Regions from separate parts of the Homo sapiens genome. Here region 1 is linked to region 2. Evidence: chromatin contacts called from ENCODE Hi-C or POLR2A ChIA-PET data. All regions are on one chromosome and are shown on one strand. The core of a region is the stretch at or near the end of the contact, and the rest is flanking DNA. Distances in the headings are between cores, read along the strand shown. Region 1 holds the start of CBFB (core-binding factor subunit beta). Region 2 holds the start of ZDHHC1 (zDHHC palmitoyltransferase 1).

Region 1 (6,933 bases), core at 3,719-6,218, 390 kb before region 2:
CACGTAGGGAATGGAAACAGGCCAGTATGGCTGGATTGCAGGGTGCCATGGGGAGAAACGATGGGAGATAGTGTTGGAAAGTAGGGATTGTCAGGGGGTCATAAATGCTAGGCTGAGGGCCTTTGTCTTTCTGCCCCAAGTTTCTTCAATCTTGGGGGAGGGGTCTTAAGCAAAAGGGTGGTGTGGTTAGAGCTCATCCCAGCTCTCATCACATTATATTATTATTATTACTACCATTATTATTGTTATTACCATTATTTTTATTCCCTAGCCCCTTAGTCTAGTCTGTTTCCCATCACTTGTCAGAAACTAGGAGAGCAGGGGAGGGGAAGGGGAGCAGTCCAAGGCAGCCCTCTAAGATCATCAGCCAGGCTTCCTGACCCCAGCTTGGCCCTCTTCCCACCACAGTAGGCTCAGTCCTGCCATCCCCAGGCACCCAGACAAACTCCTCCACCCCCAACCCCCATGACAAAGAGGCTCATTTGGAGCCCGGGCAAGATTTGCAAACGTCAAACTTATAATTACAAGGATGAAATCATCTGGTTCCTTTTAAGCAAACGGGTTTATTGATCCCAACACTAAAGAAATGCTATTCTGGGGAAACTTGCTCCTCTCTGCTTTCCTTTCCCTATGGGATGGCTGAGCTGGGGGAGGGTGGCTAGAGGGCTCAGAAGGGGGAGATGCCCCTGGGAGGGAGGGGAGATTCTCTGGGCCCAAGGGTGGATTTTACGGTATATAAATTATATCTCAAAAAGAAAAAAATTCTTTAGGGCCCAGGAAACTGCCACACTTGGGCAGATGACACCCTCATCCTGAATTAAGGCCCATTGCCTTCTAAAAACTAGAAGCTGAGTGGAGCCAGGGTTTTAGGCAATGTGCCAGCCACTAATTTTCCTTGTCTCCCACTCCTCTCAAGTCTCATTTGTGGCTCCAGATCCTATTTCAGCTTCAAGATGGTACAATATTTTCTCAGTAACTGAAGGGAAACTATTTCCTTAGAAAAAATGCATCAGAGGCTCAGAGACTTCCTCTGTGAGGAGAGGCAAAGGTGGGTGGCTGCTGACACCAGACCTGGATAAAACCATCCTTTCTGCTGGGCCTGCAGAGGCAGGACATCTAGACTTTGACCTTCCAAGCCAAGAAGGGACAAACAGGCTCAGAGATAGGAATGCACAGTCCTCAAGGGCAGACCCACATCCTGCCACAAGGCCCAAAATAGAACCCCTTTCTTCAACCTGTGGGGACCCTTCTAGAACATGGTGGGGTGCTCCCAGAGGAATAACCCCAGACATAGCCTTCTATGAGTTTGCAGTTCAGTGAGGGCAGCAGGCAGGACTTTTGGTATCTCCACTAGGTCTCAGAGTAGAATGATTAAAATCACCACCCTGGGGTCACTTAACCCCTGTGAATCTCCGTTGGCCCATCTGTAGAATAGGATCAATAATACTAAACTTACAGGGTTGTGGTGAGGAAGGAATGAAGATGATGTATCCCAATGCTTAGCTAGTTTCTTTAGAGTCGGGGGAGGGTCTCACTCTGTTGCCTAGGATGGCCTCAAACTCCTGGCCTCAAGTGATCCTCCCACTTCCACTTCCCAAACTACTGAGATTACAGGTGTGCACCACCATGCCCAGCCCCCATTTTGTTATTTCAAATGGATCAGGGTCTCGTCACTGTCCTTTTTTACTTTTACTTTTTTTTTTTTTTTTTTGAGGCAGAGTCTTGCTCTGTCACCCAGGCTGGAGTGCAGTGGTGCAATCTCGGCTCACTGAAACCTCTGCCTCCCGGGTTCAAGTGATTCTCCTGTCTCAGCCTCCAGAGTGGCTGGGATTACAGGCACACGCTGCCACGCACAGCTAATTTTTTGTATTTCCGTGGAGACCGGGTTTCACTGTGTTGCCCAGGCTGGTCTCGAGCTCCTGAGCTCAGGCAATCCACCCGCCTCAGCCTCCCAAAGTGCTAGGATTACAGACGTGAACCATCGCTCCTGGCCTTATTTACTTTTTCAAAGTCTGTTTCCTCATCTCTCAGGAGACAGAAGACCTGACTTAGAAGATGGTTGTGTGGGCCGGGCGCGGTGGCTCACGCCTGTAATCCCAGCACTTTGGGAGGCCAAGGCGGGCAGATTGCCTGAGGTTGGGAGTTCGAGACTAGCCTGCCCTTCTCTACTAAAAATACAAAAATTAGCTGGGCGTGGTGGCAGGCGCCTGTAATCCCAGCTACTCAGGAAGCTGAGGCAGGAGAATCGGTTAAACCCGGGAGGCAGAGGTTGCAGTGAGCCGAGATTGCACCATTGCACTCCAGCCTGGGCAACAGAGTGAGACTCCGTCTCAAAAAAAAAAAAGAAAGTGGTTGTGTGAATTAACTGTGATAAGGTGCATGAAGGCACCCTGAACAGAGCTTCACAGTTGCACTAGGCAAGTGAGGGTTCCTGCGCTCTCCTCAGCTTCATTGTGTATTATCTACTTACCCACCCAAGATCAGCTTTAGGAGCCTGCAGGAGCAGCCACCCACCTAGGAAGTTAGGGAGATACTCAAGAGGAGGCCCTTGGTTGGCTTGAATCCTTACGAAAGGAAGATTCCAGATGACCGGACTTCAGATAATTCAGTCAGGTTTTGGGACGGTGGGGGCAGATGTTTCTTGGCACAGAAAAGACACCTCTAAGCCTCCATGAGTGGGCCTTAGTAGAGCTGGATCTTAGCAAACCCCCTTAGCAAACACCCATAGCATGGTGTCTGGGCCAACCCATACCCAACTCAACAGCTGCCAAAGCTGTTAGGAGCACAGACTTAAGTGTACCTTACATGGGTGAAAATTTCCTTTATAAATTTCCTTTAATTCTGTTTTTTTAAATAAGTGAAAAAAAATTAACAACCAAAAAGGCATATAGAGGTCAGCCGAGGAGATGGCCTCCTTCAGCCTGTGGCTTATTTCCCGGTCATCCTGGCTGTTGGATGCCAGACTACGACGAGTGTGGGTTACCCTGTGGCCTGGAGTTGCCCAAGGCTGTCTGTGGGGCTGCTGTTCTGGGTCTGCTTGGCAGGCTTTGCTGTCCCTTTCCCTTAGGACATCGTTCCTCCCCTCCTTGAGGCTGACAATGAGAGCGCCCTGCCCTGCTCTGCACTCCCACCCCTCCAGGTCTAGCTCCCTTGACCCTGACCTTTTCCTTGCCTAAGCTCATGGCCATCAAGGCCATTCTAGAGATCTTTCAATTTTTATTTATTCCACATTTCCCATGGCAGAAACAATTATTGCTAGAGTCTTTGGCCAAGATCAACTTGGAGGTCTGTGAGCCCTCCTTGGACCCATTGTGGAGCAAGAGTGCTTCCTCATGGATTTTTTTTCCCCCCGAGACGGAGTTATGCTCTTGTTCCCCAGGCTGGGGTGCAATGGCACGATCTTGGCTCACCGCAACCTCTGCCTCCCAGGTTCAACCAATTCTCCTGCCTCAGCTTCCGAGTAGCTGTTTGAGACGGAGTCTTGCTCTGTGGCCCAGGCTGCAGTGCAGTGGCACCGTCTTGGCTCACTACAACCTCCGCCTCCCAGGTTCAAGCGATTCTCCTGCCTCAGCCTCCCGAGTAGCTGAGACTACAGGCGTGTGCCACCACACCCCGCTAATTTTTGTACTTTAGTAGAGATGGGGTTTTGCCATGTTGACCAGACCGGCCTCGAGCTCCTGATCTCAGGTGATCAGCCTGCCTCGGCCTCCCAAAGTGCTGGGATTAGGCCAGGCGCAGTGGCTCATGCCTGTAATCCCAGTACTTTGGGAGGCCGAGGCGGGCAGATCACCTGAGGTCAGGAGTTCGAGACCAGCCTGACCAACATGGCGAAACCCCGTCTCTACTAAAAATACAAAAAAATTAGCTGGGCGTGGTGGTGGGTGCCTGTAATTCCAAATACTCGGGAGACAGAGGCAGAAGAATCACTTGAACCCAGGAGGCGGAGGTTGCAGTGAGCCGAGATCGCGCCATTGCACTCCAGCCTGGGCGACAGAGCGAGGCTCTGTTTAAAAAAAAAAAAAAAAAAAAAAAAAAAAGAGGGCTGGGATTACGGGTATGAGCTACAGTGCCCGGCCACAGGACTAACTTTGAATCAAACTCTGCCATAAATCCCATGTCAGACTTTCTCCAGTTTGGGCTAAACAACTTCCCTAGAATTTATGGATCTTATTTTTTGCAGCTGATTGCACATTGAGTAAGTATATGGACTGGCAATCGGTTACATTCTTAACTCAGCTTGTTCTTCTTTAGAAACTTAAATTTATTGGGCTCCCACTGTGTGCTAGACCCACATAAAGGTTCTCACGCTAACACTGCAAACCTAGGAGTGTCTGCATTTTGGAAATAAGGAAACTGAGGTTTAGTGGTCCAATTCTTATCTAAGGCCCCAGCCAGCAGGTAGTGTAGCTGAGTGGGATCCCATCTAAGACCCATCTGACTCCAAAAGCCACGACCTTTCCACCATGACTCGGTTGGATTCTTTGGTCCGTTTCCACCTCAGTCTTCAACGTGCAGAGCCTACACCCCTGCCGGTCGGTTTAGGGACGAAAAGTCCCCAAGGACTTAGGTTTCCTCGCGTTCAAGTGACAATCTGGGGTTACTCCGCGCACCTGGGGAACCCAGAAGTTCCAGATGACCGAGGAAGGGCGGTAGAAAAGGCCTGCGCTGGCTACTCCCGTCTGCTAAAGGCCAGGCGGATCCCCCAACGACAGCTCCACGCCGAGTGGCCGCGGGCGAGCAGGGGGAAAAGGGCCCTGATGCGGAAGGAGCCCCGGGGCGCCACAGCCAGGCCGCTCCGCCAGCGGGCGGGTGGCGCATGCGCGGCGTGGGCCGCGGAGTTGTGAATGGTGCGTCTTGTTTGCCGGAGTTGGAGGCGGGCGGGCGCGCGAGGAGGAGGGGTGGGGCCGGCGGGGGCGGGGTGGGCGGTGAGAGGAAGTGGCGGCGGCGGCGGCGGCGGCGGCCGGGGGCGGTGAGCGCTGGGGCTGCGCGGGCGGCAGGCAACGGCTGAGGCGGCGGCGGCGGCGGCGGCGGCGTGGGTTGGGCTCGAGCGGGCGGCGGCGCCTCAGACTCCCCGGAACGGGAGCCCACGCGGGCGGGCGCCTGAAACAAAGGGAAGCGGGCGTCCGGGCGCCGCGGGTGGGCGGTCAGTCGGTCAGCGCGGAGCCAGCCAGCGGGTGCCCGCGCAAGCCCCGAGCGCGGCCGGCCGGCGCGGCCTCAGGGCGGGAAGATGCCGCGCGTCGTGCCCGACCAGAGAAGCAAGTTCGAGAACGAGGAGTTTTTTAGGAAGCTGAGCCGCGAGTGTGAGGTGAGGCAGGCGGGCGGGCGGCTAGGAGGCCGCAGCGCGCCCCGAGTGGGCCCGGGCGGAGAAAAGTTTGGGCGGCACGGTCCCCGGGAGTCCCGGTCGGTGCGCCCGCGGAGGGGCAATCTCGCCGGGGCGGCCATCGCCCGCAGCCTCTGCTTGCCCTTATCGGCGCTGCGCTGGGAGGGCGGGCGCGCGGGCGGCGCCGCGGATTTGGCTCCTGATTTCGGGCCGTCTTGCCTTGCAGATTAAGTACACGGGCTTCAGGGACCGGCCCCACGAGGAACGCCAGGCACGCTTCCAGAACGCCTGCCGCGACGGCCGCTCGGAAATCGTAAGTCGGCTGGCCCGGGGCGCGCGCGGGTCACTTGTTGCGCGGGGCCGCGGCGGCCCAGGCCGGTTCCGGACGGCGGCGCGGCTGCTGCGGCTCCCGGAACTGAGTGGGCGCCGTCTCACTTCCTACTCGGGATTCAAAATGCGAAACCAGATGCCGCGGGCCGGTACTCGCGGGGAGACGCTTTTCCTGGGGCTCGCCGCGGTGGCGCGTGTCGGCCAACGGAGCACCGCGAGTGGAGCTCGAACCCGAGCCAGACTAAACAAGCGAAGGGCATTGTTTAGGCGGCGACACCGAAGAAGGGTTCAGGGTATTTGTAGCAAGCAAACCCCCATTCGGAAAAAGAAGTGGAGCTTCATTCAAGGTCGGCGATAGTTTGTTTCTTAGAAGGTAGATCTGTCGGTAATTCTCTGTGTCAAGCGGTCTCACTACCAGATCGCCGAGTAGAAATCTTTCCTCCAGTTATTTATTCTAATAGAGAGGGGAGGGGGGGGAAAAGGCCCTAAAAATGTCATTTTCTTAGAATGTTAAGCTTCAGGAGAATCAGAAAGAAACCATTATCCCCATGTCCTGAGTAGGGCTGCTGTTCCTAAAAACTGCACAGATGGGCAAAACCCACGGTTGATCTCGAGGTCCTTGTTTTAGGAGGCAGATTTAGTGCGTCTTCACCAGACCTTGGGTTGAAAAAAAAAATCCAAGGGTCCTAGTTCCTCTCATCTTTTTGGTTTGCCTTGTTGGAGGTGCTGATGAGGAGGGAGTGGTAGGAAGAAACCAAGAAAAGAGGTTGATTATTACTATTTTTTTGAGGTAGAGTCTTGCTCTGTTGCCCAGGCTGGAGTACAGTGGCTCGATCTCGGGTCACTGCAACCTTCGCCTCCTGGGTTCAAGCGATTTTCCTGCCTCAGCCTCCTGAGTAGCTAGGATTACAGGTGCCTGCCACCACGCCCGGCTAATTTTTGCATTTTTAGTAGAGACGGGGTTTCACCTTGTTGGCCAAGCTGGCCTCCTGACCTCAAGTGATCCGCCCTCCTCGACCTCCCAGAGTGCTGGGATTACAGGCGTGAGCCACTGCGTCTGGCCTGATTATTTTTTAAAAAGTTGAAGCACTGTCTAATGGAATGCTGTTACTCTCTGCTCGGTGACTTGGACTCACTGCATTGTTAGAGGCTTGAAGCTAGGTGCGATTTGAATTTGGGTTAACAGTAGGAAGACATTGGAAATTTACTTCTCCCACCCCCTTTATAAAACCAGTTTATTTTTATTCAGATATAATTCATATGTCATAAAATTCTCCCTTTAC
Region 2 (7,737 bases), core at 1,315-3,814:
TGGGCAACAGAGCGAGACTCCGTCTCAAAAAAAAAAAAAAAAAAAAAAAGTCTGATGCTATGGCAAGAAAAGCTTGAAACTCCAATTATTCCTGAGTTGACATGGTTTGCAAACATTTTCTGTGCCATTCTCCTCCTGAAGCAACCACTGCAAATTGTTTGGGATACAAATGAAGCCAAGGAAAGGGGACAAGTAGGAGGGAGTAACACAGAATAGAAACAAGGCCAGTGAAGAGAGGCCAAGGTTATTGACTTTAACCAGGAAATCAACTCATGACTGCAGGAGCCAGCCTTGGGGAACACCCACCACACAAGAGTCATTAAAAACAACGTTGTGACAGAACAAAGAAAGAAAAACAAAAACAAAACAAAACAATCTGGCTAATTAAGCACCACTGTTGCTTTTACTGCATCTCATGGTGATTATCTGTTTACAAACCCGTCTCCCACAGTGAACCACCAGTTCCACAAAAGCAGAGACCACCCCTCACCCGTGTCTGAACCCAGCTCTCTTTCAGTAAAGGAAGTCAAGCCACTTTTTTACCATCTCTGCTGTCATTACCCCAATCCAAACCTCCAGCATCGCTCTCCTACAGTGTTTGCATGATAATAACCAACACCAGCATTTAGAATGCACTTATTCTGTGCCAGGCACTGTTTCAGTGGAATTCACTCATTCAATCCTCATAGAGCTCTAAGGAAGGTCCTATCATTTCCAACTGTTCTTGTAGATCCCTGTAGTCACTGATTTCAGATGTGACTGGCCTCTCACTTCCTCATAAAAAACATACAGAACACCCACTCCCATCATGAGGACACTGAGGCTCAGAGACACTAAATGAGTTATTTTAGGAGGCACAGCTAGATTGGCAGAACTAGGATGGCCCTCAACTGACTTCCCGGTATGTCTGTCACAACCATGCTGCTCAGCAGCCAGAGTGAAGTGAGCTTTTCAAACGTGAAACTCATCCAAACTCTTCTTTGGGAGGCCAAGGTGGCTGGATCACCTGAGGTCAGGAGTTCAAGACCAGCCTGGCCAACATGTTGAAACCCCGTTTCTACTAAAAATACAAAAATTAGCTGGGTGTGGTGGCAGGCGCCTGTAATCCCAGACTTGGGGGGCTGAGGCAGGAGAATCGCTTGAACCCGGGAGGTGGAGGTTGCAGTGAGCCGAGATTGTGCCATTGCAGTCCAGCCTGGGTGACAGAGCGAGACTCCATCTGGAAAATAAAAATAAAAATAAACAAAAAATAAAAAACTCTTCTGCCGCTTGCAGTGGCTCACACCTGTAATCCCAGCACTTTGGGAGGCTGAGGCAAGAGGATCCCTTGAGACCAGGAGCTCGAGACCAGCCTGGGCAAAATAGTAAGACCTCATCTCTACCAAAACCTTAAAAAATTAGCTGAGCGTGGTGGCGGGTATCTGTAGTCTCAGCTACTTGGGAGGCTGAGGCGGGAGGATCGCTTGAGCCCGGGAGCCGGAGCCTGCGGTGACCCATGTTCACACCACAGCACTCCAGCCTGGGTGACAAAGGGAGACCTTGTCTCAAAAAAATAAAAAATTGGCTGGGAACGGTGGCTCACACCTGTAATCCCAACGCTTTCGGAGGCCGAGGCGGGTGGATCACCTGAGGTCAGGAGTTCGAGAACAGCCTGGCCAACATGGTGAAACCCCGTCCCTACTAAAAATATAAAACTTAGCCGGGCGTGGCGGCGGGCGCCTGTAATCCCAGCTACTCCAGAGGCTGAGGCAGCAGAATGGCTTGAACCCGGGAGGCGGAGGTTGCAATGACCCGAGTCGTGCCACTGCGCTCCATCCAGCCTGGGTGACAAGAGCGAAACTCCGTCTCAAAGAAAAAACTAAAACTCTTCCCATGGTTTCCTTTTAAAACAGACCCTCCATGACCAACCCCTCCATTTCAATACCAGAGAGCCTAACCCGACCTGAAATCACTTTAGTCATGTATGACATCCGCTTCCCAGCCCCCTTCCTTAATGCTCTGGGTTCTGGAGACAGACCACGTCTGTTGGGAGTCCTCTGTGCCCACGCCTGGCACAGAGCCTGGCAAAGAGTAAGCGCTCAAGGAAGATCTGTGAACTTGATGCATGCTAAAAGGAAGCCCCGCGCTCTGCCGGGGCCCTGGAACTCAGGCCACCGGCTCCAGGCGGAAGCGAGCCCAAAGCCGGCCAGGCGGCAGCATCCGCTACCCCGTGGCTCAAGCCAGGCTCCGAGGTGAGAAACCGGGCGGGGACTCCTCACCTGCGCGCCGCGGAGGCCGTGCCAGATGGGCCCTGCCAAAGTCAGCCAGAGGTTCGGGCCCCACGCCTGGCCTTCCACCCTCCCCGGGGCAGCCGCGCCTCAGACCCTCGCGGTAGGGACGGTCCCCGGGACTGGGCGGCAACGCGCCCGGGAGCGGGGCCCCATCCCGGACGGAGACTGGGCCGGTGAGTCCTCGAGCTCTGGCTCTGGCTCCGGCTCCGGCTCCGGCTCCGGCTCCGGCTCCGGCTCCAGCAGGCTGGAGGGGCGGCCAGGCCAGACCCAGACTGGCTGGGCCTCGTCCGGCGCTGGGCCCGTTCCCCTGACAACGGCGCGGGCTACGGCGCCCCACAGCGGCCAAACCGCGCTGCGTCACTCCGCGCCGGTCCCCCGGCCAGGGCGGGGCTTGCCAGGGACCCTCTTGGTGCCCCAGTCGGCCCATTCCCAGATTCTTCCTAACCTTTCGTCTAGAAAATCCGCTTTTCCCTACTCCCGAGTCACAGCTTGTCTCCCCGAAATCCTAACATCTCAAAAGCGCCCCCTTCCAGTTTCTATCCTGAGACCACCGCTCTCAAGAAGAGACCTCCCCCAACCCCAGTCAACCTGCACACTTCAATGAGCGTATGTGCTGGAACATCCATGATATCCCGACCCTTCCGGGAGCTTACAGGTTAAGAGGCAAACAGATCTAGACAAATAAATTACACCACTAAAAATGCAGGTACCCCAGAATATAAAGCGAGAAGCGTAAGAGCTTAAAATAAGCAGCACAAAATATCTCATTTATTTATTGCCTTTAAATCAAGCAAAAATCAAGCCCCAATCTTCCAGGCTGATGGGAAATTCAGTCTTTTTCTATTTTTTAAACTGGTCTCTGTTACCCAGGCTGGAGTGCAGTGGCACGATCACGGCTCTCTGCAGCCTCGAACTCCTGGGCTCAGGCGATCCTCCCGCCTCAGCCTCCAGAGTAGCTAGGACTACAGGCGAACACCACCACGCCCGACTAATTTTCGCATTTTTTTGTAGAGGCGTGGTTTTGCCATGTTGCCCAGGCTGGTTTCGAACTCCTGAACTCAAGCGACCCGCCCACCTCAGCCTCCAAAAGTGCTAGGATTACAGGCGTGAGCCCCTGCCCGGCCGGGAAATTCAGTCTCAGTCTCCACTGTACTCCTTTTAGCTAGGTAATTCCAAAGGACTCATGTTTTCCTATAGCAAAAAACAACAATCAAAAACAAATAAGCAAAAAACTCTCTGGTCAGGGTTTTGTCTGGTACTGAGGCCACAACCATTGCTCCAGTCCACAAAGATTTTCAGGTTTGGGCTCTATGAGGCCATCCCTGCCTGAGGCCCCTGCCTCTCCCTGGGGCTGCCAGGGACAGACACCTGCTTCCTCTGCTCCATGGCCTGCAGCCTCCCTTCCCTTTCTCTACCTGGGAGACTTCCCTGCTAACTTGGTTTCCCTAAAAGTCCCCTCTCCTCTTCTCCTTGTGGACACTCAGAATGGAATCTTCTATGAGCTCAGGCTTTCTCAAAAGACAGGAAGACACTTTGTCTTCTGCTATCTGTCCTGTGCGCATCTCCAAGGCAGATATGACAGATAGGGAAAGAAAACATCCTTATCTCTAAAATGTATAAGTCACAAGCATACTTATTGTATGTTTTATTAGGCAACATAACTACTCCTTCTCTGTCACATGACAGGTGTGTGGGTCCTTGTGCAAGTGACATAACCTATTACTTAAATTCTTGTTTTCAAGACTGATAAACTCAAACTCAATGTGAGATAAATATCAATGCTATTCTGGCTTCAGAGTACAAGCTGACTACTTAACTCTTATCTGGAATTGGAAAACTTCGGGTCAAACAGAGATCATGACCCAGAAATCAAGGTGAAGGATGAGGCTGGATGCAGTGGCTCACACCTGTAATCCCAGCACTTTAAGGAGGCTGAGGCAGGAAAATCACTTGAAGCCAGGAGTTTGAGACCAGCCTGGGATACATAGAGAGACTCCCATCTCTACAAAAGATGAAAAAAAATAGCTGGGCCTGGTGGCCTGTGCCTATAGTCCCAGCTACTCACGAGGCTGGGGCAGGAGAAAAGAATCACTTGAGTTCGGGAGTTCAAGATTGCAGTGAATTACGATCATGCCACTGCACTCCAGCCTGGGTGAAAGTAAGATCTTATCTCTCAGCTGGTCTCAGTGGCTCACACCTGTAATCCCAACACTTTGGGAGGCCAAGGCAGGTGGATCATGAGGTCAGGAGATCGAGACCATCCTGGCTAACACGGTGAAACCCCATCTCCACTAAAAGTACAAAGTAAGCCAGGCGTGATGGCATGTGCCTGTAGTCCCAGCTACTCGGGAGGCTGAGGCAAGAGAATGGCTTGAACCCAGGAGGCAGAGGTTGCAGTGACCCGAGATCGCACCACTCTACTCCAGCCTGAGTGACAGAGTGAGACTCTGTCACACACAAAAAAAATCTTATCTCTCTCTCTCTCTCTTTTTTTTTTTTTTTTGAGACGGAGTCTCGCTCTGTCTCCCAGGCTGGAGTGCAGTGGTGCGATCTCAGTTGACTGCAGCTTCCACCTCCCGGGTTCAGGCGATTCCCCTGCCTCAACCTCCCGAGTAGCTGGGATTACAGTTGCCTGCCACCATGGGATTGCAGGCATGAGCCACTGTGCCCGGTCAGATTTTATCTCTTTAAAAAATAATAATAAATAAATAAATATTTTAAAAAACAAGGTGGGACTGGGCATGGTGGCTCACACCTGTAATCTGAGCACTTTGGGAGGCCGAGGCAGGCAGATCACTAGAGGTCAGGAGTTTGAGACCAGCCTGGGCAACATGACGAAACCCTGTCTCTACCAAAAATACAAAAATTGGCCGGGCATGGTGGTCTGCGCCTGTAATCCCAGCTACTCGGGAGGCTGAGATGGGAGGATCGCTTGAACCCAGGAGGCAGAGGTTGCAGTGAGCCGAGATTGTGCCATTGCACTCCTTACAGGCGACAGAACAAGACTCTGTCTTTAAATAAATAAATAAATGCAAATACAAATAAAAATTAAAAAACAAAGTGAAAGATGAATCCATATATTCCCATAATAAGGGGAGGGACCCAAAAGACCCTGGATCCACTTGACTCAGGGGCTTCTCTCCTGGATGTCCCATTGGTGTCTGGGATGTAACACATCCCCACATGTCCTCTTTGTCCTTGCCACAAATCTGCTCCTCCCCTTGGGCCCTCTGAAGGGCACCACCATCTACCCAGTAAGCCCATCTGTACACTTAGGCATCTTCCCATGTCTCTCCTGCTAGTCCTTGCCCACCTAAACCAGATAGTGCCTGTGACCAGGCTGCCCTCACTCTGAAACACATTCTGTGTCCATTCTTCCTGCTCCACCCCAGCCCAGACCACCAGCATCTTCCTTGCTGAGCCTGCAGCAGCCTCCAGTTCTCCCTAACATCAGCCTGCCCACTTCCGGCCCATCCTCCTCTCAGTTGCCAGACTATCCTTCCTTCTCTTTGTTAGAGGAGGTAGTAGTCTGAATGATAGCGCCACAATGATGTCATCGCCCTAATCCCTGGAATCTTTGAATGTGTTATGTGATACATCAAAGGGGATTTTGCAGATGAGATGAAGTTAAGATCTCAAGATGGAAGAGATTATCCCAGGTTATCTGAGTGAGCTCAATGTAGTCACAAAGGTCCTTATAAGAGGGAGGCAGGAGGGTCACATGGGAGAAGGACCACGTAACGACAGAGGTCAGAGAGATTTGAAGGTGCTACACTGTGGGCTTTGAAGATGGAGGAAGGGGCCTGAGCCAAGGAATGCAGGCAGCCTCTAGATGCTGGAAAAGGCTAGGGGGCAGACCCTCCTCTAGAGGCTCCAGAAGGAATCAGCCTGCTGTTACCTCGACTCTAGCCCAGGGGGACCCATTTCCAACTTCTGACCTCAAGAACTGTCAAGATGACACAATTGGCAGTGATTTGTTTCAGCAGCAATAGGAAATGGATACAGTGGTTTGCAAACAGGGTTAAGTGCACATATATATGCCCAGTGAAAGCTGTTTTCAATTGAAACAAAAATCCAAGAGACAGCTCAGATTCCTTTGACATCTTTTATTTTTTAAGCGGGCGGGAGGGGGGTGGTTGGGGGGGCAGGGGATGAGTTCTCTCTCTGTCACACAGCCTAGAGCAGAGTGCCGTGATCTTGGCTCACTGCAGCCTCCGTCTCCTGGGCTCAAACGATCCTCCCACCTCAGCCTCCTGAGTAGCTCGGACTACAGGCATACACCATCACACCTTGCTCGGGGTTTTTTTTGTTTTTTTTTTTTTTTTGTACTTTTGATACAGACAGGGTCTTGCTATGTTGCCCAGGCTGATCTCAAACTCCTGAGCTCAAGCCATCCACCCACCTCAGCCTCCCAAAATGCTGGGATTACAGGCATGAGCCATGGCGCCTGGCCTCCCTTGACATCTTTTTGCATGACTCCAAGCCAGGTTCTGTGAGAAGATGATTCTCTCACCCCAAATCTGCTTTTGAAAAGCACAGGCAGTTTGATCATGCTTTTTTTTTTTTTTTGAGACGGAGTCACCCAGGCTGGAGTGCAGTGGCGCAATCTTGGCTCACTGCAACCTCCACTTCCCAGGTTCAAGCAATTCTCCTGCCTCGGCCTCCTGAGTAGCTGGGATTACAGGCCTGTACCACCACACCCAGCTAATTTTTGTATTTTTAGTAGAGTTGGGGTTTCACCAGGTTGACCAGGCTGGTCTCGAACTCCTGACCTCAAGTTGATCATGCTCTTTCTGAGTCTGTCATCCTTGTGTGGTCCCCAATCCAGAAGCTGACACTGCACAGGGCATCACCGACTGAGGAAAGTCACACGTTGCCTGGCAGGTGCCAGAGAAATCTTTCTAAATGTGAAAACACCACCTCATCAGCCTTGCTTAAGAGATTCCAGGGCTCCCTTTTGCCTTTAGGATCAACTGAAATGACAAAGTGTGGCTTCCAATGCCCTGCTGGGCAGGCTTCTGGTATGTGGAGCTTCTTCCTGTCCTCTGTGACGATTCTGCAGCTCCTGGAACTGGCAACATCTGTTTTCACCCTCAGGCTTCTTCCCACAGGGTTCTCTTTAACTTGTGCTGTTCCAGCTCCTCCCGACAACACCCCCTCCCCAACCTGGCCAATTTCTATGAAAACTTGAGACCATTTTATAGAAGTCAGCCCCTTGGGCAGGACTTGTTCCTAGCCAGAGCTGCAGCCAGTGATTCGCAAGGGAGGTCTGCCCAGGATAGAACAGCCAAGGGCCACAGGGAGAAAAAGGCCAATTGTGGTTTTCCAGGTGTGCACACACACATGTGAGCTGACTTACAGGGCTCCTGGGAGCTGCCAGAGGTGACTCCACAGGGACAAAGCTGGATCAGCCCACCCTGGGCCTGAACCAACAGATACGTCCATAATTAGAGCCAGTGTGATCCCA

The links. A loop is a pair of places that touch in the nucleus more often than their neighbours do. ChIA-PET counts read pairs that join two places held with the same protein, here RNA polymerase II (POLR2A). Pooled maps may share reads with other maps.
Region 1: a loop to region 2 is called in a pooled map, with 3 times the contacts of the local background. The contact joins the promoter of CBFB here to the promoter of ZDHHC1 in region 2. A Hi-C loop is called at or near these places in 1 of 168 maps with a recorded cell type or tissue (K562) and 4 of 50 pooled maps. POLR2A ChIA-PET finds 5 or more read pairs at or near these places in 2 of 52 experiments (BJ and activated CD4-positive, alpha-beta T cell).

Annotation. Positions count from the first base shown.
Region 1 is chr16:67,024,181-67,031,113 of GRCh38, forward strand. CBFB (core-binding factor subunit beta) reads left to right here and starts at 4,969. Exons shown (of 6, transcript NM_022845.3): 1 at 4,969-5,305; 2 at 5,547-5,633. The coding sequence starts at 5,228. RefSeq lists an enhancer at 4,232-4,371 and silencers at 4,932-5,121, 5,212-5,451, 5,702-5,751.
Region 2 is chr16:67,413,913-67,421,649 of GRCh38, forward strand. It overlaps ZDHHC1 (zDHHC palmitoyltransferase 1), which reads right to left and starts at 2,565. Exons shown (of 12, transcript NM_001323627.2): 1 at 2,259-2,565. It overlaps LOC124903702 (a long non-coding RNA gene), which reads left to right and starts at 1,991. Exons shown (of 2, transcript XR_007065093.1): 1 at 1,991-2,231. RefSeq lists silencers at 2,232-2,621, 7,154-7,448 and enhancers at 2,454-3,111, 7,022-7,593.